Linked DNA regions of Homo sapiens: region 1 is linked to region 2. A link is a loop called in an ENCODE intact Hi-C map of the cell type or tissue named here. Cell type or tissue: ascending aorta. All regions are shown on one strand. Each heading gives the region's core, and the rest is flanking DNA. Links, peaks and the distances in the headings are about the cores only. Region 1 has its middle 130 kb from the start of PIK3R1. Region 2 overlaps LOC105379013 (a long non-coding RNA gene).

The links. A loop is a pair of places that touch in the nucleus more often than their neighbours do. Peaks named below come from ENCODE experiments on the same cell type or tissue, not always from the same donor. Only the 100,000 strongest peaks of a DNase experiment are listed, where the experiment ranks them.
Region 1: it touches region 2 in a loop (2.9-fold over the local background); 15 of 110 quality-filtered maps call a loop at or near these places.

Annotation. Positions count from the first base shown.
Region 1 is chr5:68,335,183-68,350,830 of GRCh38, reverse strand. No RefSeq gene overlaps it. Among named protein-coding and RNA genes, the nearest start is that of PIK3R1, 130 kb to the right of the region's middle. In ascending aorta, for the core only: no CTCF peak of the experiment used is centred there; a DNase peak (open chromatin) is centred at 7,240; H3K27ac peaks cover 2,022 bases.
Region 2 is chr5:68,425,561-68,441,208 of GRCh38, reverse strand. It overlaps LOC105379013 (a long non-coding RNA gene), which reads left to right. Exons shown (of 5, transcript XR_007058804.1): 4 at 7,624-7,740; 5 at 10,632-14,897. Among named protein-coding and RNA genes, the nearest start is that of PIK3R1, 220 kb to the right of the region's middle. RefSeq lists enhancers at 6,248-6,307, 6,693-6,987, 6,678-7,017, 6,296-7,495. In ascending aorta, for the core only: no CTCF peak of the experiment used is centred there; a DNase peak (open chromatin) is centred at 6,908; H3K27ac peaks cover 2,323 bases.

The DNA.
Region 1 (15,648 bases), core at 2,632-10,631, 90 kb after region 2:
TCCAGCCTGGGCAACAGAGTGAGACTCCGTCTCAAAAACAAACAAACAAACAAAAAAACAAAAAACAAAACTGAGCCCAATACATCATCCCCATCTGGAGTGGGGGATCCTTTCCAGAGGCTGCCCTAGAAGACAAAGGAATTCTCTTCCTTTGAATCCCCCAACAATAATCTTACCCTGTAATATAGTTTGGGTGTATGTCCCCACCCATATCTCATATTGAAATATAATCCCCACTGTCAGAGATGGGGCCTGGTGGGAGGTGACTGGATCATGGGGGTGGTCCCTCATGAATGGTATAGCACCATGCCTCTTGGTACTGTCTTCACTGTAGTGAGTTCTCATGAGATCTCGTCGTTTAAAAGTGTGTGGCACCTCCTCCCTTGCTCTCTCTTGCTCCTGCTTTTGCTGTGTGACATGCCTACTCCTGATTCACCCTCCGCCATGAGTAAAACCTCCCTAAGGCCTTCCCAGAAACCGAGCAATGTTGGCATCATGCTTGCACAGCTTGCAGAACAATGAGACAATTAAACTTTTTAAAAATAAACTACCCAGTCCCAGATATTTCTTTATAGCAATGTGAGAATAGAGTAATACACCCTGTTTCATTGGTTCTACCTAGTAGCCCCATTTGTCTCTGAACCAACACCTGCACCTGGGGAATAGGATTATGAAAAATTTAAGCTGTAGTCATTTGTTCATTTCCAAGGGCTGCTTGGCTAGCTGTAGATATCAGAGTGAAAACTAAGGCAGTTCCCCAAAAAAAAGGAAGAATAAATGTTGAGGAGACAACCATAATGTACACTTTTAAAAATGTTTAGAAACAGAACCCAGAAAAAAGAAGAAGACTCTCTGTTCCTCCCCTGTATTCATTCATTTTGCATTGCTATAAAAGAATATCAGAGACTGGGTAACTTTTAAAGAAAAAAGATTTACATGGCTCATGATTCTGCAGACTACACAAGAAGCATGGTGCTAGCATCTGCTTTAGGTGAGGACCTCATGAAGCTTCCATTCATGACAGAAAGCAAAGAGGGAGCAGGTGGGTCACACAGCAAGAGGGAGTGGGAGAGAGTGGAGAAGATGCCAGGCTTCTTTAAACAACCAGCTCTCGTGTAAACTCATTACCACTCATTACTCTGGGGACGGCACCAAGCAATTCATGAGAGATCTGCCCCCATGACCCAACACCTCCCACTAGGCCCCACCTCCAACATTGGGGGTCACATTTCAACCTGAGATTTAGAGGTGACAAATATCCAAACCATATCATTCTGCCCCTGGCCTCCCAAATCTCATGTCCTTCTCACATTGCAAACTACAGCCATCCCTTCCCAAGAGTCCTCCAAAATTTTAACTCATTCCAGCATTAACTCAAAAGTCCAATTTTTCATTTAAGACTCAAGGTAATTTCTTTCCCTGTAAAAATCCAAAACAAGCTATTTACTTCCAAATATAATGGTGGTATATGCATTAGGTAAACATTCTTAGTCCAAAACAGAGAAATCAGCCAAAAGAAAGGAGCAACAGGCCTCATGCAAGTCTGAAACCCAGCAGGGCAGACACTAAAACTTAAAGCTCCAATATAATACTTGACCCCCTGTCCTACATTGTGGGCACACTGGTGGAAGGAGTGGGACCCCAAAGCCTTGCACAGCCCTGCCCCTGTGGCTTTGCAAGGTGCAGCACCCTTGGTTGCTCTCACAGGTTAGAGTTGAGTGTCTGCAGCTTTTTCAGTCTCAGGCTGCAAGCTGCAGGTGGCTCTACTATTCTGGGGACTGGAGAGTGGTGGCCCTGTTCCCATAGCTCCACTAGGCAGTGTGCCAGTGGGAACTCTGTGTGGAGGCTCCAACCTCACATTTCCCCCTCAGCACTGCCCTAGTAGAGGCTCTCTGTGAGGGCTTCTTCCCTGAAGCAGGCTTCTACCTAGGCACCCAGGCTTTCCCATACATGCTCTGAAATCTGGGTGGAAGCTGCCAAGCCTCCTTCACTCTTGAATTCTGCATACCTGTAGGCTTAACACCATGTGGAAGTTGCCAAAGCTTACGGCTTGTGCCCTCTGGAGCAGCAGCCTGAGCTATACCTGGAGCCCTTTGAGCTGCTGTTGGAGCTGGAGCAGCCTGGAAATGGAGAGCAGTGTCCAGAGGCTGGGCAGGGCAGCAGGACCTCAGGTCTGGCCCCAGAAACCGTTCTTTCCACCTATGCCTCTGGGCCTGTGATCAGATGGGCTACCTCAAAGATTTCTGAAATGACTTCAAGGCCCTTTTCCAAACATTGTCTTGGATATTAGCACTTGGCTTGCTTTTGTGCTTTCCCCACAACCCATTTGGATTATTCTCTTGAAAATAATCCAAAGTTTTTATTTCTCTACCACAGGGAGAGCTGCCGATTTTTACCCTCTGCTTCTCTTTTAATTATAAGTTCTAACTTCAAGTCATTCCTTTGCCCACATCTGATCATAGGTTGTTAAAAGCAGCCAGGCCACCTCTTGAATATTTTGCTGCCTAGCGATTTCTTCCACCAGATACCCTAAATCATCACTCATATCTAGCCCTCCACATCATCACTAGCCCTCCACAGAGCCCTAGGACATGGATAAAATACAGCCAAGTTCTTTGCTAGGGCATAACAAGGGTGACCTTTGTTTTAGTTCCCAGTAAGTTCCTCATTTTCATCTGATACCTCCTCCACTTGGTCTTCACCATCCATGTTTCTATTAGCATTTTGGTCAAAACCACTTAAAAACTTTCTAAGACGTTCCAATCTCTCCCTTGTTTTTCTGTCTTCTGAGCCCACCAAACTCCTCCAACCTCTGCCCATTACCCAGTTCCAAAGCCACTTCCACATTTTCATGTATCTTTATAGCAACTCCTCACTCCTCAGTACCAATTTTCTGTATTAGTCCATTTTGTGTTGCTATAAAGGAATATCTGAGACTGAGTAATTGAAAAGAGGTTTATTTGGCTCATGGTCCTGCAGATCGTACAAGAAACATGCTGCCAGTATCTGCTTTAGGCAAGGACCTTAGAAAGCTCCCACTCATGGCAGAAGGTATAGGGGAAGTAGGTGTGTCACATGGTGAGAGGGAGCAAGAGAGAGAGGAGGAAGTGCCAGTTTCTTTTAAACAACCAGCTCTTGTGTGAACTCATAACTACTCATTATCACTGGGAGGACACCAAGCCATTCATGAGGGATCTGCCCTCATGGCCCAATACCTCCCATCAAGCTCTACCTCCAACAATGGGGGTCACATGTCAACATAAGATTTGGAGGGGACAAATATCCAAACCGTATTATTTTCCATATACATTTATGTTTTTCATCCTAAAGACAGGCTTTGTTTCATTCCCAGGGCATAAAATATGGCCTGCAAAAGTATGAAAGCTTAATTGTTCCAAATCTAGTCACACTCAAAAGACCGAATCTTCCCCTCTGTATTTAATTGACCCATTTTGAGTTGAGTCCTCTTCTAGACCAATCCAATGGCAGCCAAGGCAATAGGATCACATAAAAATGCCTGAAGAAGCTCACTCCACAAAAGAGCCATGTGGATGAGAGAAGGGTGTTTACGGAAGAAAATAATATTCACAACATGCCCCCAAGAAAACCATTTTTATAAATTTTAATGATAAATAAGTTAAATTGAAAATTTATCTCCAACATTGCCTACATATGACATCTCTGACCCCATTTAACCTTTCCTGGTGCTAACTAAATGTGGCCAACACTATTGGCCTGTTGCTGGGCAATATCCTCTTAAGTTGCTGTTACATATCCTGTTTTTATCTCATGGATAGTGACAAAACTTCCACCCCATTCCTGAAGATATTTTAAATTCAGGTTGTTAAAGTTTTACTACTTCTTGGAATAGCCACAAAATCATTCTCAGCCTCAGCAGCCAATTTATTGTGTAAATGCAGGCATGACATCTTAAAAATATATTCCACTGACTTCAGGTACATACTCAAGTATCACTTGCCAGGTAAACAGGTGAGCCAATTAATACAGTTTTACCACCTGAATACTGAAGCTGCCAACCAAACACTCTGTAAGCCCTGCCATTTTTACGTTGAAATAGTAGTTGAATATGCTAATACAAAGAAGCAAGAAATTTATGGTTGCCTATTAAAGGTACCAAGTGGGAGTAAAAGATAGTCTTGAGGATTAATCCAAGAACAGAGAAGTAAAAAAGAAATGAGGATGTCCTTTAATATGTCAGTGGATAAACAATCTTTGGTATATCCACACAATGAATGGAATGTTATTCGATGATAAAAAGAAATGAGCTATCAAGCCACAAAAGGATATGGAGGCAACTGAAATGCATATGGCTAAGTGAAAGAAGCCAGTCTGAAAATACTACATACTATCTGCTTCCAACTATGATATTCTAAGAAAGGTAAAACTTACGGAGACAGTAAAAAGATCAGTGGTTGCCAGGGTTGTGTGGGATGAACAGGTAGAGTCCAGGGGATTTTTAGGGCAGTAAAACTATTCAGTATGATACTGTCATGGCAGAAGACTGACATTAGACATTTGTCCAAACCTATAGAACTGTACGACACAAAGAGTAAACCCTAATATAAACTATGAACTTTAGTTAATAATAGCGTATTGATATTGGTTCATCAGCTATAACAAGTGTACCACACAAATGCAAGATATTAATAAGAGGACAAACTATGTGTAGTGGGAAGAAGGGGTAATGGTAATGATCTACTTTCTCCTTTCAGTTTTTCTGTAAGCTTAAAACTTTCCTAAAAATTAAGCCTATTATTTAAAAAAAAAAAAAAAAAAAGGAAAAGAAAAGAAATTGTGGTAGGGGGTGCCGTGCAGGGTAGGGAAGAATGAAATTTCACTGGATAAAAAGGAAAAGGAAAAGACCAATCTCAACTAGCCCTTGACAGCCTTTCCTGTGGATGTCTGGATATAGTAGTTAGGTTGTGTTTCTAGTTCCATCATCTTGGGAACTTCATTCTTCCCCTACCATGAGGCCGTTTCCTGAAAGTAGGCTTCTACCAGGCACATTGCTTATGTGGCTGCAGTTAGATAGTCCCAGGAAAGGACATATGCCTCAAGTCAGGCTGATAAGACTCAAAGGGGAGATTTGGTTTCTTTGGTTATCTGTGGACTTGTAATTATATGAACAAAAAATGGCCTAGCCAAATACTGTGTTATCAGAAAATAGATTTTACTACACTTTAAAGACCATAATTTGTTTCCTTCTGGAATTTTGCCCAATCTAGTCTATAAATAAAGGAAATATTTTAGGAAATAATTCAGATCTCCAGAATATAAACTCCTTGAGGATGAGAATTCTATCTGCACAGTCAACCCTCAAAAAACATGTGTTGTCCATGATAGCAATGATGGTCATGGTAATGATGATGGAGGAAGACGTTATTCAGCAAGTTTGATACCAGTCCAGTCACCCATAAAATAACATGATCCCCTTTTATCTTTCCATAGATGTCAAAAGGATGAATCAGGGATGTCTGTGTATTCCCCTCAGAGCTGTTACTCTGCTAGTGTGAGCTGTAGCGAACAATTTGCACCAGAAGCTTGAGGCTCACTTACTGTTGAGCCACAGTCTACCCAATCTCAGATAGCCGCTGGTGGCAATAGGTAGGTTACCAGGAAGAATAATACACAAACCAGCTCTTATGACAATGTCATTATCACACTTATTATTTTGCTTTCTCTTTTCTGGGCTGAGAGTACTTCACAATATACAATCTCTATTCTTGGTCTTCCTGTGAGATAGGCAGTCAGAAGAAAATGGGAAATCTTAGCACATCTGAACAATAGTAAGTCTTTCTTCACAGTGTTGTCTGAAGAGTGTTGCTTGATGACATCAGCAGCCAGATCTGTGCCTTCCCCCACACAATGAGGCTGAGTTTCTGTGCATGGGTGAGAAAGCATCTTATGAGCTGAATGATAATTAGGAAAACCATTGAGAAAATGGGAGTGACATCCTGCAAATTAAAAGCAGTTGTAATGTAAAAGGAAATTAAATCTTCAGTTTTTAAGAAAGATAGGCAATCTTGCCCACAACATTTTGACCCTTTTCCTTTATTTCTTCCCAGTCCATGCTTCTCCTTTATCTTTTCTTGGGCCCGTGTTCATTTTCTCACTGAGTTGATACTGCTTCAAACAGTTTTGTGGTTTCTGTAGGTGTGTCATTAAAACAAGGACATGGCTTCTAGGCATCTGTGATGACTCAGCGAGTTCAAACTCTATCTGCTGCGTTAGTGCAATGGATCAACCTCCTCTTGCTGCACAGAGCCTGCCAGATATCCATGGTGCCTGTCAGGGCTCTGGTTGGGCATTCATTGTTCTATTCAATCAGTTATGCCAACGATGGTCAGTCAAGTGGCATGGCATCATATTACTTGTCTGAGGCTCCTAATGAATGAGGGAAGGTTACCTTAAGAGGCCCTTCTTTCTTTGCCCTGTGGAACACTAGTAGCACAGTGTTTGGTACTTTACTTAGTTTCGCGCCAACTCCTGTAACCATGGGTTGCTCCTTTTGGAGCTCTGGTTAGACTCACCCAAGTGGCTTAGCTTGGTGCTTCCTAAACATTAACATTCATATACATCACCCAAGATCTTATTAAAATGCAGATTTGGATTCAGTGGGTCTGGGATAGGGCTGCCTATTCTGCATTTCCAACAGACGCTGCTGTTCCATGGACTATACTTTGAATAGCAAGAGCCTAATCCCAGCTGAGCACATCGTTTTATGACAACCTGCCACCATTAGCAGATAGAAGAACAGAAGTGCAAGTGCCACTGGATTTTTTTCAAACGTTTGACCTCCATAATAGGGAAGGGAAAAGGAACTACCATTGATAGAGCCTTTACTACACCCCAGGCATAATGCCTAGTTGTCAACATCATTTAATTCTATTATCCCATTGATGAGAATCTGAGCAACTTGAATAAGAAAGTGATTACTTAAAACTTGGTTTGTGAGTCCCTGCCCTTTCTGACATCAGTAACTAGTGTTGCTAAGGCAACTCAACAGGCCCAGGTTGCCAAATCTGAGAGGAGGGGATGTCAAGAGAGACCGAGAACTCATGGCACACTACAGGAAACCCCGACTCCAAGAAAGACCTACCCAAAATAGAGGTGTGCTGATGCAAATCAGTGATCACTGCTGTTCTCAGGGTATAAGAATAGGTTGGAAACCTCTCTGGTGACTCATCAGCCTTCACAGTTGCCAGGAGTTATCTCTAGCTCTAGTCAGGCAGCCAGTCACTCCCTGGCAAAGGGAAAGCCTTTTCTCGAGAACATTCTGATCTGAAAAGGAGCTGGCTTGAGCTCATTATTCAGGGTCAGGTGGCACAATGAACTATGCTGCACCACCTCGGATGGACTTTTCTGCGGGGGTTGAGAACCAGATCAGATTGTCATAGATCCCTACCCCTTCTGGCCCAAGCCCCATGAATGGAGAAGTGGTGGGCAGTGGGTGGGAGTTGGGGGGCGGGGGCGATGAGTCTCTGAAACCAGGTAAAAACCCATTTCTCTGGGATACTTCATTGTTTAGCTAAGTGGATGAGGGCCTACAGTGCCAAGATTTGCACACTCTAGGCATCACAGGGCTGGTCCCAGATTGGCATCAGAATCCCAGATTGGGTTCTCCATTGGAAGCAGATGCCTTAAAAGGTTTCTTGGCTGACAGTGCATCCCCCAGACCACACATTTTTGTTCTCCTCTGACCATTCCAATTCAGAGCTACCTCTTCCAAGGTAGGGCTCCTTCTGACTGAAGAGACTAAGAGTAGGCGATTGGAGAAGGTTTTTAATGATGTCAGGTCTTCTGAAATATTTTCTTCTCTGGAAAGTATTCTCAAACACCAAGCTCCTGGCCTAGAACTATTAACAGAGCAGAATGTTTCTTTGGAGTGTTGAAAAGAATAGCATATGAGAGGATTATCAGTATTGGCTGGTAACATATTCTGAGGATCCAACTAGGGTTATGACATTGTGTTAGAAGCTGTGAGCAATAATGAAAATGACACCTCAAACCTTTATTATCAGATGTGGAATAGGAGTTATACATTCTGGTTTATTAAATAATAGATTTTTTTCATAATAAGAACTGCAGAGGAGAAAAGACTTTCCCTTTACCCTCTGAGAATTTGATAACTGCGTCTATAAAATACGTTGACAGCAATCACATTAACAGGAGAACAGGCAGACAAATTTATTATGTACATGGCGGCATCCCAGAAAAGAAAAGGGGATATTTGCAAAACCCAATGAGATCTAGAAATCTACATGGGCTCGTTGTAGGGGAGACAGAATGTAGGTAACTTAGGGAAGAGTAAATGATTTGAGGGAAAGAGGAATGGGTGGTAGATGAGATTCAAGGGCAGTAGTGGGCAGGCTGAGTGGGGTTTGTTGGGGATTCATGACGACTGAGTTCTTCCAAAGGATCTGTCTTTAAGCAGATAAGGGAAGTTTAGAGAAAGCCCCTTCTTGCACTAGCTGTTCCCCAAATGCCCTCAATTTGAAGTCATCAGCACACCAAAGCAGCATATTTGGGGTGGTATTTCCTAAACTCCTTCAGAACAAACATGAATGGCATGTTAGAGTTTACAGAGCACTTTCATATAAATTATGCAATTTGGTTACTCACAATTAACCTGCAAGATAAAAAATATATATATAATCTGCATTTTGTTGATGAGAAAAATGAACCTCAAAGAGGTAAGGATATTTTTTTCAAAGTTAAATAAGTATCTGGAAGTGGATTTGGGATTAAGATGAGGCATTGTTTTTTTTCTCTTCATCACAGTATCCAGGGCACTGGGGAGAAAATGGAGAGTGGCTCTTCCCTGGCCCTTACCCCTTCTCCTGGAAGAGTCCTGTGTGTTTGTGTATCTGACTTATGGGAGGTGTCCACAATCCATTTCCTCTTCCTTCTATGGCCCCTCATCCTTCAAAGGACACAGAGTTCTCTAGTGCAAAGCCCATTACCTTTAAAACACCCTGCTTCCAAAAAAATCCATACCTCTGGTTCCCAGGACTTTACCTTGGCCTGGTCATCGTCATTTCCCTTGTTTAAATGTTAAAGAAGTGGGTTGTCAGTGTGCGTGGGGTGAACCACACGGGAGAGAGACCATATTCTACCTTGCATTGGGGCCATTTTTGCCAATCACAACTTGGTTGCAATCTGTGTTCTCCTAAATTGCTTTCATAGGGACTACCTTGTCTTGCCAACTGATCACCTGTCCATAAGCATTTCAGATATGGGATTGTGTTTTATTCGTCCATGGAATTGCAGCTCCTAGAAGACATCACGATGTTAAGGGAGAGCCTTAGATAGTAAGTGTTTGATTACAATTGTCAAAAAACAAAATGATAACAAAGTTAAAGATCTTAAATTGGCTTTTATTTGTGATTCTAGAATTGGACAACACCTCACTCTATAAAATAGAACGAATGTTCTGATGAGCAGAGCAGAGGAGTTTGGTTTTGTAGATAGGAAATGGCTGAGGAAAGCAGAAACAAAACAAAATACAAATTCGTTATTTCAAAATTACTTTTCTTGTAAAGGTTAAAGCAGAGGGGACTTCTTTTTGCAGATTAAAGTTGCCCTGCTTGGTGGTTTGGCTATTATCTCTCTCATTTCTTGAAGGTCAGATAAAGATCTTAGTTTTGGCTTGGTGGTGCGAAACTTCAGCAGGAGAAGCTCCATTTCAGTTTGGTCTGTGGGGTTTAGGGCAGGGGCTCAGTCCAAACCAATGGCCTCCTATAAATATTGTTTAACAAAATTATTAGAATAACTCAGGGGTATTAAGAAAAAGCCTGGGCTAGGCGCGGTGGCTCATACCTGTAAACCCAGCACTTTGGGAGGCTGAGGCGGGTGGATCACAAGGTCAGGAGATCGAGACCATCCTGGCCAACATGGTGAAAGCCCGTCTCTACTAAAAATACAAAAATTATCTGGGTTTGGTGGTGTGCACCTATAATCCCAGCTACTCAGGAGGCTAAGGCAGGAGAATCGCTTGAACCCGGGAGGCGGAGATTGCAGTGAGCCAAGATCATGCCACTGCACTCCAGCCTGGGCGACAGAGTGAGACTCCGTCTCAAAAAGAAAAGCAAAAAAGAAAAAGCCTGAAAAATTCCTCTTTTTGTCAGAAAGTACGCTATCCTCCAGGATTCTCTTCTGTGGGGGAAAAAACTTGCAGACCATGGACTCACTCTGTCCTTGGGAATTCAGTGGCAGGAGTTCACTCCTGGGAGGTGGAGAAGGCATTCAGAGGTCTGCTCAGCTACACCACTGCTCTGGAGTCTCATTCCCTCATTCTTCTTGCCCATCCTCAGCCTGGTTAATCTCATTAGACTCTGGACAAAGGTAGGAGGTAAATTCCCACCCACCCCCTACCCAAGAGATGCTGGGTCTGTAGATCTGGGTGGAGTATAGCTACGTGTATTTTTAAAGGCACCCAAGGTGATTGTTATTCAGAAGGCCCTTACACCACAGTTTGAGAAAACAATGTGTTAAACAGAAATTGCATGCAGGGCAGTAGATACCATTCCTGGGGGGAACCTCGAATATGAGTCACACCCAGTCTGGTTGCCCTTCAGCAGACAATTAAGAAAGACATTTCTGGGTCATACCAGGACCATTCTATGGGAATATGATGCTTCTGGTCCATCCTCCAACCAACCACTCCATCTACTAGCTACTAATAGCAGCATTTATTAAATGCTTTCTATGTGTCAGCCTCTGTGTTGGGGCTTTCACATGGGTCAGTTAATCCTCACAATCACTTGATGAGGTTATTTCCTTATTAGAGATGATAAACATCCAGAGAGGCTAAAGAATTTGTCTAGACACAATGTGAAAGTGGCTGAGTTGGGATAGGCATCCAAGAGGCCTATTAGCACAGATCACCCTCCTCTTACCACTCTGCTATGCTCTCTCCCTTTGAAATCACACAGGTCTGGGACTGGGGAGTAAGGCGACTCAACGCTTCTCTCCACCTGAAAACATTCTGTCCTCTACCTATGTTGTATTTCCAGCCTGTGATCTAGCTGGAATTTTTTTCCTTCCTTGGCTGTTTGTTCAAAAGACTGAAATGAAGGTTAAGTAGGAAGCCTGGTAGGGAGGTTGGGAGCTGGAGAATTTACTAATGAAATTGAATGAGGCTGCCTGTCTGCCATGAAATTTGCCCTTTGCCCAGTACCCCAGCATGATCTCAGTGGAGCACAGGCAGCCCCTCACCAGGGCTGACCAGGGCAAGTTTCAGTGGGAACACAAGCACAGACCACCTCATGGATGTGTTGGTTTTGATAGGAACTGATCCATGTCATCCTGTATGTAACGTTTGTCTCTGTGTCCAAGTTAAAAAAGAAAAAAGAAGAAAGGAGAGAGCAGAAATGAAGAATCAGCAGTAAATACAACAGTTCCTAGGAATTGGTGCAAACTCTTTGTGACAGACCCACAGGCTAACTATTTGTTCTATATAAATTAGTAAATGTATACATGAATAGCAATAAATAAATTATATTATAAATTAATAACCTCTTAGTATTTTTTTTCTACAAAATGTGAGATAGAGAACACAGAGTTTGGATTAGCCATACCTGGTGACCCATCCTGCTTCTGCCAATTCCCTGAGCAGGTTACTTAACCTCTGGGTCTCAGTTTCTTAAGATTTAATTGTGGGTAATATCTGCTTGAAAGAGTGAGATGTGAAGATTAGAAATAATGCATGCAGGGGAGGCTCTCAATAAATGGTAGCTAATATTATGATAACCACTCTAGAATTCATTTCCAAAGGTAATAGAATGTCTAAAGATGAACCATAGGAAAAGTATAGACTTTTGGTCTGTATGATTTCAAAAATAATGATACAGAATTTTGATGCCTATATTCCTGCTCCTGTGAGCTAAAAATACTACAGGTAAATAGCAATTCTGTATCTGCCATTCCATTTGATCCTTATAATAGTCCTATAGTATATAATAGGGTATTATTTTCCTCATTTAAAAAATTATCATGTTAAGGATTAGCAAAGTTAAATGGTTTGCCCTTAAAATTTATAAGGAGAAGAGCTGAGACACATACGAGTGTTCTGAAACCATATTCACAGCTCATTCTACCTGACCACACTAGAATCTATATATCAGTTCTCTTTGAAGTGCCCGATGAAAATTCATACTCTTGCCTTCTCTCATATCAATTTTTAGAAAAATTGCATCCCAGAGATGGAAAGAAAGTTTATTCAGATCATACAAAAAATCAGCAAGAGGGATGGGAATTTATAAAATGAGACTTTAGTATGTGACCAATTAGGACGCCCAAGGGGATCCTGAAAAGGCGTGAGCTCTCCTGCTTGCTAGCTGTGCAACTTGGGCAAGTTAACCATATTAGGCTGGAGCTTTTCAAGTTCCCAGGTTCTGAATTAAGAATAACAGTGTCAACTTCATAGTGTTGCTGTGGTGATTGAATTCGATAATAGATGTGCACCTGGCAAATCGATGCTCAATAGATGTGGGTTTCCTTTACCTCATGCCTTAGCTTGACAAGTGAGCACTTGGCAAAGTCTAGTAACCAAAGCCCTGGAGTCATGAAGCCTTCTCATGCCCACAAACTACCGACAGTGGATGCTTGACAGGGTGGCCAAGCATCTCAGCAGTTCTCAGCCTCAGCTGTCTGAAAGCAGAGCTGTTCCTAGAAGGGGCACTGAGAATACTTTGGCCTCTGAAGGGAGATTGATTCCCTCTGTAAGTGGTTTGCCAGTAAGGGTGTTAATTCAATCCAAATGTTGGAGTGGTTTGTCTGCTCTGAGTGACTTGGATGCTGATAACTAATAGATATGGGAGCACTAAAGTTCAAGCTTAATGTGAACATATGGTCACCTAAGAACAAGACTGGGACCATTAGCTCACAGTATGAGGGCTACAAGTTTCTATGAAAGGATCACAGCATTCACTTGCTATGCTTCTGAGAGCAATGGCAAGTTGTGGGTCCCATTACCAATGATCGAAGCCTCATTCTTCTGACCCTATTGGTATGCTACCTGCACATGTGTAGCATTACACCAAAGATGGGAGTGGGGAATCCATTTGATTCTAAGGAGGCAAGCCTTTCCTGCTAGTGTTCCCTTCTTCTTGGCAGACAAGGTAATTGAAGACATTAGAAAGTTTTGGCTTTCTCTGTCCGTGTGTATATGGGTATTTATGCAAGCTCATAAATTATCCTTAAAGGAGTACTGTTCTCCTAACTGTCTCCTTCTATACGACCATGATATGGAGCATACCGTGAGTCAACTCCTGTGAAGATTGTTAGAAAAATCTCCATTCTGAAGTCCAGGCTGTGTGCATGCCTCTCAACTTGGGCTAATTTACTAGGTCTGTGGGTTTGGCCCTGACTTCTCGGCCTGTAAAGTTTGAGTTCTTACAGTGCCCCACCCAACTTGGCCTGGTGAAAAAATATCCAGTTATTTGTCTGTGTTTTGCTTTGGTTTTAGTATGTTCTAATTCAACATCTATGTTTCAGGCGAGAAGGGCAATCAAATGATACACAAACTCTGGGCTGCCTTGACTCCAGGAAGGACACAAGGGATCAAGAAGGCCTTGTTCTCTGGCACCTTCTTCATGTTTTGTCTACTCCCCCATCACAGGAACCATGGCATCTGCCTGCCTTGTCTGGCCAGTGTCCCCTTTTATCTCTGGGAGGTCTCTCCAGCCCAGTCCTCATCCTGAAGGGCTCAGTCATATCTAAACACCTCTGTGCCTGTGCTTCCTGGGGCAAGGGTGCTAGAAGCCTGAGCCACAGTGTGTTAATTTCCTATTGCTGTAGTGAAAATTAAAATAACTTTAGTGGCTTTATTAGCTTTAGTGGCTAATAAAACATAGATTTATTATCTTATATTTCTGGAGATCAGAAGCCTCACAAAAGACTCAGCTAAAATCAAGGCTTCGGCAGAGTTGCATTCCTTCTGGAGACTCTAAGGAAGAATCTAGTTTCTTGTCTTTTCTAGCTTCTAGAGACCACCTACATTCCATAGCTCATGGCCCCTTCCTCCATTTCAAAGCTAGCAAGGTGAGGCTGAGGCCCTATGCTGCCATCTCTCTTATTCTCTCTCTTCCATTTATAAAGAACCTTGTGATTACATTGATTTCACCTGGCTAGTCCAGGATACTCCTTCCATCTCAAGATCAGCAGATTAGCATCCCTAATTCCATCTGCAACCTTAATTCATCTTGCCATGTAACCTAACATATTCATAGGTCCTGGGGATTAGATGGTAGACACATTTGGGGGCCATTATTTTGTATACCATACACATTCATCCTTCTTCCATGAGGCAGAGTTTGTATAGGACCATTGCTGAAAGTAGTCCTGGTCACATGCTGGACTTAGGGCAGCACCACCCTTGAACTGTCTCCTCCTGGTCATTGATAAATGATGATGATCAGCCTCCCTTGGCAGCCTTCCCAGGGATGTAGTCTAAATCAGCTTCCAGGGATCCTAATGTCCTTTCCTTTTCAGCTGACACTTGCTCTGTGTCCTCAGTAATCACTCTGTGACCAGTTCACCAAACTCTACCTTAGATGGAAATTTCATTTGGGGGAAACATGGCTGAACAACTTTTTCTGAGGCTTTAAACATCTGATTGCTTAGTTTGCTCCAAAAATATTATCAGCCTCAGGTCTAGTCCTGGGGCTATTGGTAAGTCTAAAGTGGTTAAGTTGTGCTTCCCCCACCAGTCCTGGGGATAGCAAATGACTTAGGACTTACAATCAAAGCATTCAATCCTCTGGCCACAGTCCTCACCTAAAGATGAACGTATGACCCAAGTCAGCTGTGGCAGAGACAGTAGTCCTCGTCTAACATTCTAAATCCTCCCTCCCATTCCTAGTCATCTTGCCGTGTCGCTAGATGTGGCCAATAAAATGTAAGAGGAAGTGCTATGGATCACTTCTGGACTGAAGCAGTGAAAATCCATGCCTAATTCTACAGTCTTTTTCTTCCTCTACTACAGCAATAAAGAAAATATTAAGTTCCAGATGGTGGAACTATAAATGGTGGAGTGTTCATCATTCCGGGTCCCTAATGACCAAGGACACATTGGGCATGTCACATGAGTGAGAAATAAGCTGGAGTGGTAAGCCTTGGATTTGGGATTCATCGTACCCACAACATAACCAGCGACTCTGACTAACATACCAGCACAATAAAAGGGCTTCCTGAGACTTTCCAGAGCTCTCAGGAAAGACTCCCCCTCTTTTGTTCTCTGACACTGCAAGCAGTAAAGACATTTTGAGCGTGGAACTTCCAGTGGCCATCTTGCCTCCGTGAGGAGAGGGCCTATCTGAAAATGAAGCCATTCAGAAGCAAGCAGAACCAAGGGATAAAGAAAACAGAATCCTGTTGACCTCATTTGAATCCTTGGATATACTTGAACCCAAAGGCTGCATGACCCTTTGAATCTCTCACTGATGTCATAAAGATATTCCCTTTTTTTGTTTTTTAGCTAATATGAAGTATGTTTTGTCCTTTGCAATATTAAGGGTCCTCATAATCATAGCCTTTTCTGCTGACTCATGTGACAATCTAGAATTATCTTTTTTCTTCTCAGGGACTCCTTCCCATGGAAAGCAAGACTTCTGCATATCAGAGTGG
Region 2 (15,648 bases), core at 2,953-10,952:
AGAAGCCATGGGAACATGGGACCCCAATTGTTTTTTTCTTTCTGTTCCTTAAAGGGAAATGTTAGCTAAAAGCAAAAAATTATCTTTCCTTTATATGGAAAGCTGACCAGTTGTCCTGTGTCATGCCAAATGGAGAAACACAACAGCTAGCATGTGTGGTGGTGGAGTGAAGTGGAGGTCAAACAGAGAAGAGTTTGACTAATTACTCTTGGAAGGGAAGGTTACTTGGTATATTTGATCAAGCTTGTAACAATGCCATTGTAAAAAAAATTTTGCTCTTTTCCCACATACCAACCTCCTTTTTTTCAATCAAAGCCATATGATTCAACCAGAAATTTTGCTTGACAAGCATTTGAAGAGGCCAGAAGAGGATGGCAAGGGAGTGGTCTGAGGGCCCCAGCCTTTCCCACTGTCCCATTCCCTCTGCATTTTACAAAGCAGATCATCCCTGGAGAGGAATCAAATTCCTGTGAATCTCCAGTAACTTTTCCAAATTTGTTAAACATAAAAAAGACCAGGAATGAGCATAGGCCAAGCTAACCATGGGAGGAATTTAGTTTATAAATTAGGTTTGAAGCAAGGATAATAATAGTCCCTCCCTGAAACTGATCTGTGCCATATTCAGGGGCTGAAACTGTCTTTGTAAGACTAATGAAAGGCCACAAGATTACAATTATGTAAGGGGCTGAATTCTGTTAAAATGTAGGTATAATTTCTATAATCTCTTACTGCTTAGGAGTCATGTGACTAGCGGTCACAAGATTTGTGACTTCCCCAATTGCCCTTGTAGATAACATCATTATTGTAGAACTTAAGATTGGTCTTTTGAGATGTTTTTCAGACTGACCTCACCCAGAATCATAATGCATCACTCAACCAGTCGAATGGCCCCCTACCCAGAGATGGATTTAGCACATAAGGACCATTTTCCACACCCCTATCATTGTATCCCCAATACCCACTGAGTGTACCCAATCAGCATACCCACTCCCTAGTCCCTTGACCACCAAACTATCCTCGAAAATCCGTAACCTCTGAGCCTTTGGGGAGACTGATTTGAGTGGTAACTCCAGTCTCCCATGTGACAGCCTCACATCAATTAAACACTTTCTCTACTGCAATACTGCAGTCTCAGTGAATTGATTTTGCCCATGCAGTGGGCAGGAAGAAACCACTGGGCAATTACATTGGGAGGGTCTTCACATCCCCACTCCCCACCATGACTCTTAATGCTCTTGCTCAATGTGCTCCAGGCTCACAAGCTCCTTCTTCCTTCCCCCTCAATTCCCCCAAGATAGCTCCCATTGGCTGTAGCAAAGGTAGAATTTACGCTGTCTTCATAATTTTAAGAACCTCACATTACTGCTTAGAATAGTACAATTGAAGTCCAACCTACCATTCCTACTATTAGGGAATTCAAAGTCTAGCCAAAAAACAGAGACCTCTCTACATCACTGTGGAAAAAAAACAACAGCAACACTGATTTATGAATTCACACAACACAGCACACACATATGGTAGCTGGCAAAAGGCTACAAGGTCAGAATGAAATTTTACACAATTTATGCAGCAAAACAGAAGAAATAACAATAATACATCTCCCACAACCTTAAGAAACAAACAATTACATCTTGAGACAGGCTCTCAGGTTAGCTCCAGAGGCACATGTTTGCATTTGGGTTATGGGACCCATGACCTTGAAGACATCTCTGTAAAACTGGAGACTGGTCTTATCTCGCCTCTGGAAAGACCCGTTTACATTCCGAAAGGCTAGAACAAGGACTTAAGCCTACTGGTTTTCAAGGAGAGTCTTACTACTACTAATAGTAATAACAGAAAGGTTCGTAAGCATAGAATCAACTTCTAATATACCCCTCTCCCATAGTTAGAAAACATACTGTCCCTTTTCATACCTCCAGCCTGGAGGCTCTCTGTGGCTTTCTGTGGCTTTCTCCTTCAATGCCACCCATTATCTGAATACTTCTGTGTAGAAGCATCTGTAGTTGAGAGTCAGGTCACACAGTGTGGTTTTCCCAAGTGACACCCTCCTTTGGCAGAAACAGCTCCTTTAGAGATCAAGATGGCCATTCCCTGAGGCCCAGGGTCTCAGCAAGCTAGAAAGAGGAAAGCAATCTGATTAAAGGAACCTACATTAAACTCTGTTGATGGCAGCCCTCCAACCTGCCCGTTAGTGCTGTTCATGTGAAGAAGCAGGGAAAAAATCCTTTTAGTCCATTGAATCACATGTTAAATTAGTTCTAGAAACTTGGAGAATGAGAGGGAGAAGTATGTGAGGTCTTCTTCCTACCACTTGCTTGAACTTAACTCCAAGCACCTACCCAGTGCATCTTAAAATTTAGCTCGATGCTTGTAATGCCTATTTAAAATGCACACTTCTGACCTTCTGGTCTAATTCAGCAACTTTGAGGTGGAGCCAAAAAATCTACATTTTTGTAAAGCTCCCCAGGTGATTGTGATACCAGTGAAACCCAGAAATACTGACCTTCTTCATGCAGATACCCGACAGCCACACTTGAGCCCATCTGCCTAGCCAGGGGTTTCTGGAAGCTAGAGTAACCTGTGCCCACAGTGACCTAGGTCACTTGAAAACACTTCCCAAAGTGTATTTTGGACTCTAGGGACCTGATCCTAGGGATCTTAATAAGTGTTAGAGGGCTGAGATAAACCAAGTTAATCAAGTGTTTTTGCTGTGGGACTTCTCAGACCCTTTAACGTTAATATATCATGAGTCTCGAGGAGAAGTATATAACAGGTAAAATGTTTCAAATTTATATGGCCACAGAATCATCTGCGAAATCTGGAGCACATCTTGGGAAAGTGTGATCTGCAGATCATCAGAGAAGTTTTCTGCTGTGCGTAAATGACTACTGAAGTGTTTGATTTTGCTGTATAAAATAGTGTTAGATATGTAAATGTATGTGGGCTGAATCATGTGTAATAAATGTCATATGCTGAGTGATACACTGTCCCAGGCATGTAATAAGTGTCACATACATGATCTCATTTAACCTTCACAATAATCCTGCGAGATGGGCATTATTCTTCCTATTTGATGATAAACTGGGCTTGGAAGAGCTTAAGTAACTTATCCAAGATCACACAATTAATACAGAACAAAGCCGAGATTCAAATCCAGGACTCAAATCCAGCTCAATCTGTCTCCTAAACCCACATCTTTCTCCTTATACTCCACTGCCTCCTTAGCAACACAGTAATAATTACAGTGGAATCTCACCTTCTGTGGGGTTAGGTTATAAAGTTAAGTGCAATCAAAGGTAAATTAGAAAAAACCTAAGTCACTGATAAAGTATAGTTAGTTATACAAGGTTTTGGGCATATAACCCTGCCCCGTATTATGTTTGTATAAGTATATAACGTTGTGTATGTGTACGTAAAATATAATTTTACAGCATTTTTATTTTTAAGTATGCAAAAGAGACAGAACTTGTTTAGTTGAATTCATGTAAGTTAAACACCTGTATAATGTCTCTCTACACATGCATACCTCTAAATGTGTGCCAGACTAACAGTGGTAACATCTTACAGAGTTTTACAGCTTTAAAACCAGAGGGAACTTCTATGGTCAAGTGGTCTGTGTTACATTTGACAGAATTGAGGCACAAAGAGGCTGTCCCTTGCCCAACTTCACTGTCTACCTTCATTTCCAACAAGCTTTGGGAGCCTGTGTGTCTGCTCACAGCTAGGAGGAAAGCAGAGGAAGGCCAGTTCTCCTTACTTTTTGCCTGTTGTGGCCCAGCTAACCCAATAAATGAAATTCAGGTTGCTGTGAGATGGTCAAGGTCTGGGCTTTACATCTGGCAGGGAGACAGCTCCTTTCTGAGGATGACAGCTGCAGCTTCAGCTCTACCTGGGAGCTGTCTCCCCATGGGGAAGATGTTCATAGCCAGCTGTCTCTTTTGTGTGCAGTTCCTGGGATTGTTCAAACTGGTAGAAGCTGAGAGAGCCCAAGGGAAGGGAATCTGCAGCTATAGAGCCCAACATGCCTTCTACACACACACACACACACACACACACACTTGCCCTCATTCCTTTAAAACAGAAAGAAGCCAGAACATGTGATGTGGTCAGCTGTTTGGATTCTTAGAGAGTGTTGAGTCTAAGTAATGGGGCAAGTTGTGGGGAGGGCACTTATGGTTTTGGTGGGGAGGGCAGGGACCATTCCAGCTCTAATCAGAAGGATAAAGGAAGTAAGCAGACCAGCAGACCTGGCCTCTGGCATGTGAAACAGCATCCACATGCCCCCCTCCCGATGTCCTATCAGATCTCATTAACCCTCTCCCATTCCATTATCCAGGCACTGCCTCCTTACCTGCCTTGATTATCTCGGCTAGCTGCCAGGGTTGATAAGAAATCTGTCCCAAAATGGCAGAGGGCTAACAGATTAAGGGGTTCCCTCTCAGGGACTTAGCCCTTCGGGTGGGCTGTCTCACAGTTCCCAATTCTTCCAGAGCCAAAGGAAAGCCACAGAAGCATGAAATGTCAGGAAGATTAGACAGACATTTCTGGGCCACAAGCCTGTGTGATGCTTTTCAGATCAAAACCCAGGTCGTGCCTGCTATGTTTGTAGGAAGGAGGGAGTCTGGGTGGGAAATTAGAGAAAGTACAGCACCCTCTGTCCTGAAGAACCTTTCATCCCTGAACTCAGAGGTGTAAGCTGCCCTTCTGAAACACAAATCCTTATCTACTCTCATTTTCCAAATGTTTTGTGTTTCTATATGAAAATCTTTAGATTTGCTGAACCATTGGGCCCCAAAAATATGGCCCAGGTCACTCAAACCTATATATTTTCTTCCTATGATTTTCCTCAGGGCAATTCATGTCGTCACAGGTGGCCCCACCCCCCAAAGCCTTCACCTGAAGGTATTGCAAGCCAACTTTCCAGTTATTTGTTAAAAATAAAATGATCCTTAAAGGATGTGATGGTCAGCCAAGATACTAGAGTTGTTAGCTTTCATCGGACAAAAGGACTTTCAGTGTCAGCTCTGCTTATTTCATTTAGCTTGGATGGCGACCTACATCTCTCAGCATGAAAGGCCCAAAGCGATGTTTCAGGAAGAATAATCCAAAGAACTACGGGTATCAAACTCCCTGGGAACTTGTTAGCATACCAATCCTGGGCTGAGAATATGATTTTAAGGGGATTGATGCTTTAGAATTTCTGGACTAAAGGTTGCTGTTTCTCTTGAAGTGGCAACTCCATTTGAGTGGCAGGTTATCCTGTCTGTCATTACCTGGAGAATTATACAGAAATCTTCTGCATAGCAAGAAGTCCCACCACACTCAGGGCATTGGGGAAATAGGGTGGTGGCAAGCCTATGTTCAGTTAGGGGGATCCCTGCCCTGTGCTGCCGGAGGAAGTGCCCTGTGCTGCAATGAGGAAGTTCACTGCTGTCTTTCTCAGGAACTCAGACCAACATGAAAATAGGACTCCTGAACTTAGAGCCTATGTTTTGTCCACAAGATTATCCAATCTGCAACAAGCACCAGAACTTGTCTGAGATCCTGAAATCCAGAGAGCCTAGCCAGCTGGGCATATACCAAGCTCTAGCATAGGAGAGAGGCCAGCTACTCAGCCAGGGCACATGGCCCTGGGGCAGCCTGGCCCTGGACAGGTGGAGCCAACCTCTCCAAGAACTTTCCAACACTCCACCATTCTCTGTTTACCCCAGAGGCATATTAGGCTGACTGAGACATCCTTGAGAACACAGGGAAGCTTCAACTACCTATGACTGAAATCATGATCATCATCATCATCTAGTTCTAAACAAAATCATCCTAGGAGGCAGCATGCCCTTGTACAAATTTCAAATCTGATACAAATAGCTGTGTGGCGTTAGGCAGATTCCCTCTCTGTACTTACGGTTCCTCATCTATAAAACAGAGTTAATAAAAGAACCCTAATCCCAGCACTTTGGGAGGCTGAGGCGGGCAAATCACGAGGTCAAGAGATTGAGACCATCCTGGCCAACGTGGTGAAACTCTATCTCTACTGAAAATACAAAAATTAGCTGGGCATGCTGGTGCGCACCTGAAGTTCCCAGCTACTCGGGAGGCTGAGGTAGGAGAATCGCTCAAACCCAGGAGGCGGAGGTTGCAGTGAGCCGAGATCGTGCCACTGCACTCCAGCCTGGTGACAGAGTGAGACTCTGTCTCAAAAAAAAAAGAATCCGTCTCTTAGGTTCGTTGTAAGAATTAAATGAGACAATGTGTACCAAATTCTTAACAGAGTCTGGAATATAATAAGTGTTCTGTAGACAGGGCCACAGCTAGCATGCAGGGTGTCTTTGTGGTAATTGGAAAAGGGTGTGCTCATTTGGGTAGACACATTAGAAAAAGATGTCCCTTCCTCTGGGCTGGCTCAGGCTGGTGCCTGACTTGGGAAGCAGAGTTCCTCCCTCGGCTGGCCACCCTTTGGCTGGTCACAACCCACAAAACTGAAGGTGGAGGCCCTGTCCGTACATGTTTGCTATGGTAAGTACCAACAGTTCTTGCAGACGGACAACTGTGTGCGCTCTCACTGTGGAGGCCCCCTTGGAGGAGGTAGCTGACTCTCACTTCTCAGAACCACAGTGCTAGGCTCAGCAGAGTCTCATCTTGATAAACTTCTGTGAGAACAAAGGCATGGGGACACACTGAATTTTCCTTTTCTGAGCTTGAAACCAGCTGATCATGCTTCCTGTTTCTCTAAGGGCTTCCCTGACATAGACGACTTGCTTCTTTCAAATTTGGTCATCGCCCTCTTGCCTTCCTGTGTGAGTCAGCGTGGCTGCCCTTGTGCACGCCAGGCTCCTGTCTGTGCTCCGGGGCCTGTTTCCTGGCCTCCCCAGGTAATTCCCCTCGGCCAAGGGTGAGCGTCCCCGCCCACGTCCCCTCTGCCTGGAGACGTGCGTGCGCTGGGGACATGAGTCACAGCAGCCCGCCCGTCCTCTGCATCTGAAACTATTATTGGAATGCCTCTGCGCACAGCACATGCCTGCTTCCCAGATTTCACAGGCCCCTGCTCAGGGATCTGCAAACCACATTGCTCAGCCCGAGATTCCACGCGGGTGATCACGAGGTGGTTTGCTCTAAGCTGGAACTTTTCTAAGAAAGTAGGTTTCTTTAAGCCAGGCATTCTGCATTCTTCAAAAAGCGTCAACCACATGTCTCCAGCGAGCGCCTAGCAATGTGCCTGCCTTAATGGGTAATGCAAAATAAATCGTTCTGGAGCTCTGAGAAGGACACAGTAAAAAGAAGAGCAAAAATGAGCATCTCAAATAAGAGATGTGGCAGGACAGATCCTTATGGGCCTGGAGAGTTAAACCCACAAAAAGAAAGGGAAGAAAGAGGCAGAAGATCGGGAGGAGGACCATGAGAAAGAACCAACAGAGGCAAACAACTTGAACAAAGATGCAGAGGGAGAATGTGTCGGACTTGTTTACAGGAACCTAAACACGGAACCAAATTTGAATTTTGAAGATCCTTCTCTTTTTCTCTTGCTAGGATGATTAATAGCCTCTAGTGTGAGAGAATTTGTTGTTGTGAGGTGATAAAACTGCTTTGAATGCTATAAGGTATACAACTCTTGTCTCCCTTTTACAGATGAGGAAACTGAGGCACAAAAAGGTGAAGTCCTGAGCTCACAGTCATGCAACCAGCAGGTGGTGAAACACACCTCCAAGCTGCCTGCCTCCTAAGCATCAAGCTTTGTGGCCCAGGGTGAGAACAGATTTTTGTTTTTCCAGGTGGATATTTGAAAGGGAGGAGCTAAGGTTAGTTCACTGATCCTTCTTCCTTCTCTGAACTCCTGATGCAGATTTCCCTTCTTCCATGCTAGATCTTGGTGTATGTCCAGGTGACTAGGATCTCAGGATCTCAGGCAAGTTCTGGTGCTTGCTGCAGGTTGGATAATCTTGTGGACAAAACAGGCTCTAAGTTCAGGAGTCTTATTTTTATGTTGGTCTGAGTTCCTGAGAGAGACAGCAATTAATTTCCTCATTTTCCCTATTTGACATGGACACGAGAACATGAGACTAACAAAGAAACAACCTTTTGCTAGACCATTTTCAGATCCTATGAAAGAAAATGATAAAGAGAAAAGTAGCTCCTGGGGCAAAGTGGAAGCAGATCCTGGAAGAAGTTGCAGGTGGGCTTATGTCAGAGGCGCCCTAGCAGTAGGTGTGCGAAAAGAGAGCAAGGGAAAGATGGGAAGTCCCTCCTCAAGCAGCAAACGCATGTGGCATCCCAGCATGGCTGGAAGCCACCTCTATCACTTCCTTCCGCCAGTGACAATGAAACGGAAAGGGAGCTTGTGACTCACTTCACCTGGCAAGGTGGTGCTGGAACAGGACACTTCCGTGAATCAAGGCTGATTGATCTTATTCTATTTCTAGACACATATCTTACCCAGAGTGCCTCTCCTTCTGAAAGAGTGGCCACCTCATAAAAGTGAAGAGAACACTGTCAGTGGGAATGTAAAACGGTGCAGCCACTGTGGAAAAACTTATGGCATTTCTCAAAAAATTGAAAAGAGAATTACCATATGACCCAGCATTTTCACTTATAGGTATAATATATACCCCAAAGAGTAGAAAGCAGGACTCCAACTGATGTTTGTACACCATGTTGATAGAGCATTATTCACAGTAGCCAAAAAAATGGAAGCAACTCCAGTGTCCATTGATAGATGAGTAAATAAACAAAATGTGAAATACACATGCAATGGAATATTATCCAGCCTTAAAAACGAAGGACAGTCTGACATATGCTTTGACATAGATGAACCTTGAGGACATCATACTAAGTGAAATAGGCCAGTCACAAAAAGACAAACACTGTATGATTCCACTTACGTAAGATATCAAGAACAGTCAGACTTTTATAAGGGAGGGGGAAATGAGGAGTCGTTTAATGGGTACAGAGTTTCAGTTTTGTAAGATGAGTTTTGGAGATTACATTGGTTGTACAATAATGTGAGTATACTTAACACATTGTTAATGGTACACTTCATAGTTAAGATGGTAACGTTTATGTTGTGTGTATTTTATCACGATGAAGCAATTTTAAAAGTTTAACAAATGAAGAGAAAGCTTGTTTCTGTCTGCTACTTGAGTGTAACTATTTGAATTGACTTGAAGGAGGAAGCTCTGGGCCAGTGTGGAGCTTGAGCATAGGCACAGGAGAAAGGGAGACTGCAGACATTGTTTCTTGATCTGAAAAGGAAAACACGGTTCTGCAGTTGTGACAAGCTAAAGGAGACTGGAAGCTTCCCTGAGAGTGAGCTACTGAGCTCTTGCCCCCCTCCTTCTCAGAGTTCTCCAAGGACACACATCTCAGTGTCCCTGCCTAACCCTACCGCCCCAGCAAAGCCCTGGTCCAAACAATGAAAGATGCCTGTTTGAACTTAGGACAATCCCATGGTTTGCTTATTGGACACTTACTAAGGATTTCACTGGCATCTGCTGGTTGTAATTCTCTTAGCCTCCTTTAAGGAAGGTCTTGTTACTATGCCCATCTTTTAGATGAGAAAACTGAAGCACAGAGAGCCTTTGAGATCCATCTGATTTAAAAGCTGCTACTTTAATAGATCTCTAATAAATAGACATCTTCTGTGATTGCATTAAATAATTTTTAACAAAAATGAAGCAATTCAGTTAAAGATAATATCCAAATGACCAGCTTTACTGGGGTGAAGGCTAAAAGGAATGAGCAGGTTGCCATTAGGGAATGAGCATGTGCGTGTGATGAAGAAAGGTAAAGAGGTATTCATAGTCTAAAGCATTTAGTTGAATTCTTGTGGTTTAGAAACATTAGGTTAGAAGTAGTTAACCAAGTGGAAAAAAAAAAGACACTCAAAACCACCACACTGTTTTTGGCACAGTAATATAACCTGGTAAGTGTACTAAAAATTACCCATTTGGTGAAGGGTAGGGATGCCCCTAAAATAGAATTTCCATTGGCACCTCTTCTTTATGTTCTGCCTTTCAGCTTTATATACCTTCAAGTTACAGGAAAAGCTCTGCTGAGCACTCTTGGATATTTCAGACTTTTCAATGTGACCTCTCTAAAAACCTCCCCCACCAATCAAAAATGCACAACCAGAAACTGTTTCTGCCACAATAGTTCCAAGTTCACATCAGTTACATTTTGTTTTGTTTTGTTTTTTGAGAAGGGGTTTTGCTCTTGGTGCCCATGCTGGGTGGCATGATCTTGGCTCACTACAACCTCCACCTCCTGGGTTCAAGCAATTCTCCTGCCTCAGCCTCCTGAGTAGCTAGGGTTACAGGTGCCTACCACCACAACTGGTTAATTTTGTATTTTTGGTAGAGACGGGGTTTCTCCATGTTGGTCAGGCTGGTCTTGAACTCCCAACCTCAGGTGTCAGTTACATTTTTAGAGGATGAAATGGTACACTTTGGGTTTAAAAATCCATTGTAAAGGAGATGCTTTTTCAAACTTTAAAAAAGAAGAACCTGACATTTTTCAATCCAAAATGGACTGACAAACATTCTTTCAGTTCATCTTGTTTAAATAATGAACATCAGAAGCCTATTGTTTAGTATTTTTCAAAAAATAGTAGCATTCTCAAGATTTGTTTTTGTTTTCAACAGATCTACTTCATGCTCCAAATATTCATGGACCTTCCCAGGACCTCAACAAAACAAAACCATGAAGAAAAACCTTGACATGAACCCCAAAAAAACCCAGTCAGCAATATTTTAAGTTAAATTTTGAAACAAATCCAAACGGGTTCCTCCCCATAAATCTACCAGTAAATTGTGCAGAATCAGAACTGAAGCCATGCCCTTTCTTAAAGTATTGAATTAGAATAAATGAGAACATCTAAATATTTTCCAAATTCATATTCCAGTTATAATATTCAAGTTTCTTAGTTTCTCTCTGTTCACATTCAACATGAAATAGTCCCATTAGTCAGTAGCAAGAGCTGCAACATTTCTACAGGTACTAAAGGATGTGATCAGAGCAGGGAAGATGGCCAACAAGATGATGCCACTCTAGCGGGTGCCCATCCAAATCATAACCCATGAATACTGCGGCTTTATTATCTTGGACAACAGAAAGCTGATCTTGTAATTGGATGATCACCCCTGCTTGCATGCTTTCGAGTAGTTACGTATGACAAAAGGAGCTACTGGTTTTGTGATGATGGGTTTCTGGGTAAACCCTAGATGCAGAAGCAGCTTTTAAGCATAGCAGAGCAAGAGTCAAATGGTTCTGAAAAAAGTTTTAACTCTGAGATGACTTCTCCCCGCTTCTTTCACTCTACCCTCTCAATCCTAGAGCAAGTGAGCAGAGTAGGTAAAGCTGTTTCCTCCAGAAAGATGATCCATATTTTAAACAGCTCTGTGAATGGGGCACTAAGACTCAGAAGATCTGGTTTTCAGTTCGCATTCTGCCTTTAACTGGTCTTGAAAGTTTGGGCAACTCAATTATCTCATGGAGTCAGTATTTGCATCTGTACAGTGGGGATATGAATACCTGTCTTACCTACACGGAGCTGTAAGAGCAACAGAATGTGAGCTGGCATGATGTTATTATATGTATCACCTTGGTTATTTTAAAACATGCTTGATGTATTAGCCTCTCTGTTTCCTCTTGAGTTTTCCTGCAGAGATGTCTTTTAAACCAAGCATCACTCTCCCAATCAGAGACAGGGCTAACTAGATAGACAAATGAGAAAGAGAAGTCGGGGATGGGATGGGAGCACAGCCAATGCAGAAACAGTCATGTGTATTCTTCTAGACAGGTGAGCAGAGACATTTTCAGGATTTCAGGGGGGCAGGATGGAGACATGGGGGAAGCTTCTGGGTCAGTTCTTGATGGTGTGGCTTCAGTATGTAGATGCACACATTCTCCTCTAAGTCGAAAAGAATATACTGGGGGTTTCCATTCTTTTGGATTTTCCAGGCTTCTAACGACCTCCACCATTCCCAGTCCAGAGGAGGTCATGGGATGATAGAAAGTGGGAGCAACCAGGGCATGTGCCTTTTCATTTCGCAGTGGAGGGGCTGAGGCTTGGAAAGAGGGCCTGGCTTAGGGAATACAGACTTCAGCTCAGAAAATCTAACAGGAATTCTCTTCTGTGACTGCTAGACAGGCTTGAAACTACTTAGCAATATTCTGATTTTTTTTCTCTGCAATATCAATAAGGGTAAGCACCCAGTGCCTTCTGGCAGCACCCCCAGAAGCTGCCACCTACAGGACTCCCTTCCCTGCTGGCCGGCCCATGGGCACCCTGTGAGGTGAGCCAGGGCTGCTTCCCAGCAGAGGAAGGCCGAGCCACCATGCAGCCCTGATTTGTCTGTATGAAGGGGCAGAAATTGATGGCCCACACAGCTCGAGCTTTTGCATTTGCGAGAGAAAAATGTCTTCGTAAAAACAACAAGAACAGCAGCCTGAAATAAAAGAAACAAATGGCATCCAGTCAGAGCCCAGGTTCCCTTCCAAACCCACACCCACACACACCCCTGCGCCTGTTTCATGCTTCTCAGCATGAGGCGCTGCCTCCAGTGCTTCTTTCAAAATACTGCTGAGAAAGTGCCACAGGACTGTCACGTCGACAAACTGTTCAGTCCCCCGTTTGAAGCTGAGAGGTGCCAGGCAGAAACTGGGTTCAATTAGACATGATGGAAAAAGGGAGAGGCCCTCCCTGGCCCTCGCTCAGGCCCCTGAGGTGTGCATTACATCTGGCACAAGAATTGCCCAGAAGGGAGGCCCTAGGCTGCCTAGCGGTTCCCAGGTCTTCTGCCCCACTATCAGCTTCTCCCTTGCTTCTGCCTAAGCTATCAGGAGCCTGCAGGCAGCCTGGACCTTGGGGCTTGCACACATGAGCTTCAGGTCTGATTAGAAAGGAAGCTGGGCTCCTTCTTCTTTTCTACTGAGGCCTGTTTGGAGAGCATCCTGGCCAACACATGCGTAGGGGATCACAATGCATTACTTAGAATCCCTCCATCCTGGCTTGTGCCTCAAGTCCTTCCCTTCTGTTTCCACACGCCCATGCACGATTTTTTAGACTTGAAGAAAATTAATTTGTATTTATAACTAAAAGGATACAGCACTTATAAGTGCAATGGTCAGTATTTTTTTCTGCCTCATTTTCTATCCGATATTTTCTGTGATGATTTGACTTTTATTTGTATATTATAAAAAGCATCTACTGGGCCAGGTGTGGTGGCTCATGCCTGTAATCCCAGCACTTTGGGAGGCTGAGGCGGGCAGATCACTTGAGGTCAGGAGTTTGAGACCAGCCTGGCCAATACGGTAAAACCTTGTCTCTACTAAAAATACAAAAATCAACTGGGTGTGGTGGCAGGCGCTTGTAATCCCAGCTGCTCGGGAGGCTGAGGCAGGAGAATCGCTTGAACCTGGGAGGTGGAGGTAGAAGTGAGCCGAGATCACACCATTGTACTCCAGCCTGGGCATCACAGTGAGACTTTGTCTCAAAAAAAAAAAAGCATCTACTGTGTGTCTCTGAATTTCTTAATAAGTATTTGCAAAACAAATCATACATTTCAGCTTGCAAACTAAAAAAAAAAAAAAAAAAGGGCAATATGTGCTGGATTAGTTAAATGGAAATGGCCAGCCTTCAGTAAAACAAATGCTTATTAAGCACCTACTATTTGCCAGTCCCTGTGGGAGAACACAAAGATGTGGAGACACAAAGATGAAAAGGCACATGCCTGCCTCCTAAAAGTTTAAGTTATCCTCAAACTTCCACTCGATGTGAGAACACAAATGATTCTTAACAGTGTTTAATTCCCAAATGAATTTTTTAGAGGAATGAGGATGTGTGAGTATCTGTATACATCTATACAAGTGTCAGGGATCTAAATGTGTAGCTGGCAGCATTTAGAAAAGAACAGGCTAGATGCAGTGGCTCTTGCCTGTACTCTCAGCACTCTGGGAGGCCAAGGTGGGCAGACTGCTTGAGCCCAGGAGTTTGAGACCAGTCTGGGCAACATAGCAAGACCCTCTCTAGACAAAAAATTAAAAAGTTAGCTGGCATGGTGGTGCACACCTGTGGTCCCAGCTATTTAGGAGGCTGAGGCAGTAGGAGGACCTGGGATGTCGAGTGTAACAAGGCTACAGTGAGCCTTGATTGCGCCCCTGTACTCCAGCCTGGGTGACAGAGTGAGACCCTGTCTCAAAACAAACAAACAAAAACAAAATAAAAGAAGAACAAATCCACTTTACCCAACTACAAGCTGTAAGCTCTCACAATGCTCAGGTCTAAGTACATGATGTATTTATTTCCTAGATACCTACTGTGAAGTGTGGAACAAAGCCAAGTTCTATTACATATTTGAAAAATCCAGGTGACAGGAAGAGGATACAAAGATGGAGTAAGCTCCCCGTGTCACCTCGTGGGAGGTAGAAGGGATCAGGGTAGGGAGTTAACAAGAAAACTAAGAAAGGGATGATGAGACTGAAATGGAAAAGTAGATCAGTGATTGCCACAGTAGAGTGTAATAAAAGCAATATAAGATCTTCTCTTTCTATTTATGTTCGTTAAAAAATAAAAGACATTAGGCTTGACTACCATTTAACAGATTGTCCGTAGTACATGTGTATAATGTGTGTGTGTATAAACACGGTGTAAGGAGCCTGACTGTCTGAGATTGTATTGTGCCGAGCCTAAGTTAGCCACATGGATGGACAGAAGCCATGTGGAGGAGCACCAAGGCACCACACAGGTGTGGGAATCCTCCTTAGATCTTGTAGCTCAGCTAGCCACCACCTGACTATAGCTGAGCGAGTGACCCAGCCATCCTCACTGGAACAGAAGAGCCAGCTGAACCCTGCCTGAATTCCTATGCCACTGATTATGAGAAGGAGTAAATTATTGTTTTAAGCCACTAAGTTTTGGAGTGTGGTTTGTTTCACAACAATAGATAACAAAACGATCATATTCTTACAGTTTGGTAATTAACCCTAGAGACAAACATATTTATCAAGATTTCTCTCTTTACATGATGGCACCTTAAATGTGAAAAACAAAATTCTGATGGTCAAGAGTATGTAGTCAATGAAATCTGACGGCTAGGCTAAGCCCAGAAAACAATGAGGCAGCCACAACAAATTAACAAAGTATTATTTTTAAAAATTTATTTTTGAGACAGGATCTCACTCTGTCATCCAGGCTGGAGTACAGTGGTGGAATCTCAGCTCACTGCAGCCTCAACTTCCTGGGCTCAAGCAATCCTCCCGCCTCAGCATTCCAAGTAGCTAGGACTACAGGCACTCACCACCATGCCCTGTTAAGTTTTGTATTTTTTTATAGAGACGGGGTTTCACCAGATTTCCCAGGCTCATCTTGAACTCCTGGACTCCAAGAGATCCTCCTGCCTCAGCCCTCCAAAGTGCTGGGAATTCAGGCATAAGCCACTATGTCAAGCCCAAAGTATCGCCTTAAAAGAGAAGTTGCATACAGTACAGAAGACTTAGAGTGGGAGGTATTTTACAATAATCAGGAATCTATGCACAGGTAATGTTTTTTACCTCTTCCTTTGGCAAAAGTTTTATCCCTTCCAGCCTTTGGAGTTCTTTCTTTAGCTGTATCTGACAGCTTCTCTGTTACCCTCTTCCCTTTTATTATTGGGGGCTGGA